2 separate regions of the Homo sapiens genome follow, and region 2 is linked to region 1. Evidence: chromatin loops called from intact Hi-C (ENCODE). Cell type or tissue: heart left ventricle. All regions are shown on one strand.

Region 1 (2,500 bases):
TGGTTAACCATGAGCTACTGCATCAACCTGATTTAACCTACTGTATGTCCTGAAAAAGTGAAAAAAGTCTGCAAAGATAATTCAACTAGTTCGTCTGTGGGAATGTATAACAGAACATTTATTCACCAGCATACATTGTCTTCAATGGATTCTATTTCTTGCCATGACTAGGTTCTCCACAACCTCTAAGCCGGCAACATGGAATGTGCCCATATCATTCCTTTCCTCTCCCAGCTCCACTCCCACTCTCCAAATACACCATTCTCATTCCCTATTCTTGGATCCACAGTTCACAAATACTGTCAGACATAGCTGTTCTTTAGGGGCACATACTTTTCGTTTTTAATGGAGTTGTTTGTTGGCTCTCCAGCATGGTTTAAAATTACTGAGTGGTTGTTTCTACCAGTATTTACTGACCACCTACATGACACATAGTACTTGGCTTAAATTAACTACTTTGCCATACATCAGTTTAAAGAGCACTTCCAAACAATTTAGGGTTTTTACTAGTAACAAGTAGCAGTACCCTTTTTAACCAATAAAATTTAGGGAAAATTAGATGCAAAAACATAGGAGGCTGGCTATAATCTTTCTTGAAGGTCACATTAAAGAATGAGTAAATGGCTTTCTGAGTAGACAAATAGGAGCTTTAAAAGGGAAGGAGGCTAGAGCTGATGATATAAACCCCCTTTCACCCTGATCCACCCAAACTTCACAAAAAAACTTACTTGCCAATATTTTCAGGTAGAGACTGTAGTGAGATGTCATTTACAGAAAGACATGTTAAATTCTGTAATTCAGGAAAGCTTTCTGGCAACCTAAAATCAAACAAACAAACAAAACGCTGTAAATTAAAAAAGTTCATGTATAGTGTATACCAAGCATAAATATAATGATTTATTCTATGTGCTAACTGAAATAACCTCCTAAAAATGACATTATATATGGCATGTTTGCCTTGTCTTCCTATATATAAGACGCTTGTAAGGAAAAAACAAGACTTCGTATACATAATAGATGTACAGGGGCATGATAAACACATTGTTATGGTGATCTAGAAATAATTAAAGTAGAAAGATATGCAAGCTCTAAGAATAAAGGCAAAAAAATGTTGAGACTACTGAATACTCTATGAAAGAAAATGATGAATTATTGCTGCAGCTAAAAGTGCCTAAGAGTAAAAATACTTTATTGATTAGCAGAAACTAAAGAGAAAATTTCATCAGCCCATGAGATTATAATAAAACACAGGACAGCTACTGCATAATTTTTCTTCCTGTAGTTTATAATACCCAGGGGAAAGCTATGGAATACTTATTGATCCACTGACAGACAATTGCTACTTTCCTTTCTTTTTGAGATGGAGTCTCACTCTGTCACCCAGGCTGGAGGGCAGTGGCGCAATCTCGGCTCACCGCAACCTCCGCCTCCCGGGTTCAAGCGAGTCTCCTGCCTTAGCTTCCTGAGTAGCTGGGATTACAGGCACGCGCCACCACGCCCAGATAATTTTTGTATTTTTAAGTAGAGACGGGGTTTCACCATGTTGGTCAGGCTGGTCTCAAACTCCTGACCTAGTGATCCACCCGCCTTGGCCTCCCAAACTGCTGGGATTACAGGTGTGAGCCACCGCGACAACTGCTACTTTCTTAACATTTTTCTTTTAGTTCTATTTAAGTTGCCAACCACTTGAAATAATTTTATGTTTTACTATGTTCTACACAAAGGGATATTTTTTATATGTCCCTTAAAGTCTACAGAATAACAAGGCTTTAAAATAAAATCATGATTTAAAATTTACAAAGAAAGTTTAGTTTCAATATTTCTATGGTTTCCATATTTAGGGAGGGAAGGAAAACCTAACTAAAGGCAAAGGATCTCATTGCATCTAAAATGCTGAAGGTTATTAAACATAAATCTGCTAATAAAGACAACAGAACATTTAAGTATCACTTTTTTTCACTGAGGGAGAGATTTCTGGCTTTAGTGATGGTCTCTAGATTAGAATCTTCCATTTTTATCTTTCTAGGTTCCTTTTAAAAAAGGCCTACATAACATTATGTTTGATATTTAATATAGGTTAATTCCAAACTTCAAAACCAAATCCAGACCCACAAGATCAGGGTATTAACTGGAATATTTATAATCACTGGAATTTGTTCTGAGGAACAGGTAACAGAGGTAAGATTTTTACTTATAATTCAAAAGATGCAACTTATCTGTTCTGCCTGAGTTTTTAACCAGAAAGCATATATCATTTTATAATTTAAAAACTAGCTAAGATGTTCTTAAACATAAGAAAAATATAGTTTTGATTTAAATAGGTGTTATTTTACTGGCTGTTAACCTAAGGGCTAAACTAGATGTGATGAGGAAGTACAGACCCAAGGTTAGGAGAAACGAACTGCAGTCCGAGCTTCCCACTCATTAGCTGTATGATCTTGAAAAGTAATTTAGCCTACATGTGCCTCAGTTTCTTTAGCCATAAAATAAGCAAGCCAAA
Region 2 (2,500 bases), 63 kb before region 1:
GGAGGAAAGAAGGCACTCTGGCTTTTTGAGTTGTTAGAATTCTTGTGCTGGTTCTTTCTCATCTTTGTGGGCTGAAGTTCCTTCAATCTTTGCAGTTGGTGACCTTTAGATGTTTTTTTTTTCTTTTATCTTTATTTGATGACCTTGTGGGTTTGATTGTGCCATAAGTTAGTCAGTCAACTGGCTTCATTTCTGGAAGATTTTAGGGTGCCAACACTCACTTCCAAACTCCTGGACTGTGTGTTCTAACTCTGGGGGACTTGTATCAAGCCTGACTTTGTTCTCTGACTCCTTAAGGTTAGGAATTATCTGCACTATGGAAGCCAAGGTGCTCCTAGACCACTGGTCACTACACCTTGATGTGTGGTGTCAGCTAAAGGGTTTTGTAGTGTGGTGGCAGTGAGATCCATCCTCGTTTCCATGTGCCAGCAGCAGTGGGAGTGACAACACAGCAGGGTACACACTCGCTGTCTGCAGCAGGGTACTAGTGGGTCCCAGGGTGCCTGCCTCCATGTGGGCACTCACAACGGTGGTGGAGGCAGCATGGCTCAGGGGGCAGGGGGCCCCTGTTGGTGGCTGCCCACAGATGCACTGGGAGTGATGGCATGGGGTCAGGGCACTGGTGGGCACAGGTATGTGTGCACTCTCTGTGAACCACATTCAGGGGTGGTCACTCAGAGGTGAAAGAATCTGCTGTTCTCTGTTCCTAGTTTCACTCCTGAGGCAGTATTGGTGCTGCCTGAGGCAGTAGACTGCTGGTGGGGGTGGGGCTGGCTAGCTGTGTGCCCACCCAGTCTCCAACTGCAATGGCAGTTCCTCTGTGGGGGTGGTGGTGCGGAGTGCACTCCCACCACAACAGTGGCAGGACAGGGTACATGCACACATACACACTGGCAGGGCAGGAAAGGCGACCCCCTCACCCCACTGCATACACACCCCAGCAAAGCAATGTTGGGGGTTGTCCATGGGCCTGGGGGAAGCTGCAGTGGAGGGAGGGAGTGGGCGGGCTGGTGCATGGCCATGGGGGCCACCCTGCTGGAGCTCTCTGCTTCTCAGGCACTGTCTGCCAGCACAGGAGTTAGGATATAGGCCCCCAGGGCACCTGAAGCTGCCTGGCAAGCAGGCATGGCCAACCTGGGGCCCAGGGAGAGGCCAACAGACCACGGGTGCTCAGGTTGGACTGGCTCCATCTGATGGGCAAGACTGCCCTGCAGAGTTCAGGTTTGACAGTTCCTCTAGGGCCAGAGTCTCTTCTGGGAGCAAGTCAAGTCTAGGGGGATGAGTGTCACTGGCCGTGCTCTGCTACAGACGCTGCTGCACTAAACCTTTGGGCTCCACATCAGCTGGTGTGCCGCCCCTACCACTTCTCTAAGCAGTCTGTTTGCCAACTCTGTGTGGCAAGTGTCTGTAGTGGTCAAGGGGATTCCTCCTGCCAGGATTCCAGAGGCCTATGGCGAGAGTGGGTTGCTCCTTACCAGTTCAATTCAGTCACTCCCGTGGAGTCATTGCAGGCCAGGAATGAGTCCTGGTACATGGTAACCCCATGCAGGGTTCCCAGCTTCCTCCACTTTCAGCCCAGCTTCTGAGTCTTCCCTCTGTTAACTCTCAGTGCCATCCCTCTGAAGATCTGTTAGGAGTGTGCCAGTCATCTGGGTCCCTCAGTGGCAGCTGTTCCACCTGTCTGCATAGTCAGCCATCTTGCCCAGTACCCTCACGTATTTCTTTTTTTTTTTTTTTCTTTTTTGAGATGGAGTCTTGCTCTGTCACCCAGGCTGGAGTGCAGTGGCACGATCTCGGCTCACTGCAACCTCCGTCTCCCAGGTTCAAGCAATTCCCCTGCCTCAGCCTCTGGAGTAGCTGGGATTACAGGTACACACCACCATGCCTGGCTAATTTTTTGTATTTTTAGTAGAGGCAGGGTTTCACCATATTGGCCAGACTGGTCTCGAACTCCTGACCTCAGGCAATCCACCCGCCTCCACCTCCCAAATTGTTGGGATTACAGGCGTGAGCCACCGTGCCCAGCCACCCTCACATATTTCTTGATATAAACATAAGTTTAGAGGTAAGGCATATGCCTTAGAAAGGTTCGTTGTTGGCAGGCTCCAGAAGCAACATGCTAGAGAGAGCAGAGGCCTCCTATCGCATTCCCAGAGGATGGTGGGGGTTGTGGCCCCACTCCCAGTTCAAATAAGTAGCCCTTTCACAAAGCTGTTTCTTTCTGACTCACTCCCACTGAGCCTGCCCTCTAAAATCAAGACCTCAGTCCCTGAAGCCAAGCTTGCCCATATTTAATTTCATAGCAACAGGAGTATTTATTCCACATATACCTTGTGGTGAAAGGAAGCCATTTTGCAATTGATTTGTAGGAAAATGAAGGCGATGTTCTAGCCGCTGACATCACTATCACTCCCATACCTGTGCAGCCACTAGCAAACCTCGGCTGTAATATTCCAGGTTGCCAGTTTTCTTCCACTTGGCTCCTTTTAGCAGCCCAGCT

What was found. Peaks named below come from ENCODE experiments on the same cell type or tissue, not always from the same donor. Only the 100,000 strongest peaks of a DNase experiment are listed, where the experiment ranks them.
Region 2: a loop joins it to region 1, with 2.5 times the contacts of the local background. A loop is called at or near these places in 6 of 110 quality-filtered maps.

The regions. Positions count from the first base shown.
Region 1 is chr6:53,881,205-53,883,704 of GRCh38, reverse strand. LRRC1 (leucine rich repeat containing 1) reads right to left here. Exons shown (of 14, transcript NM_018214.5): 4 at 729-818. Among named protein-coding and RNA genes, the nearest start is that of LRRC1, 87 kb to the right of the region's middle. In heart left ventricle, no CTCF peak of the experiment used is centred here; no DNase peak of the experiment used is centred here.
Region 2 is chr6:53,944,404-53,946,903 of GRCh38, reverse strand. The region is part of intron 1 of LOC101927189 (a long non-coding RNA gene); the gene reads right to left. Among named protein-coding and RNA genes, the nearest start is that of MLIP-IT1, 53 kb to the left of the region's middle. RefSeq lists enhancers at 95-713, 714-1,333. In heart left ventricle, no CTCF peak of the experiment used is centred here; a DNase peak (open chromatin) is centred at 956.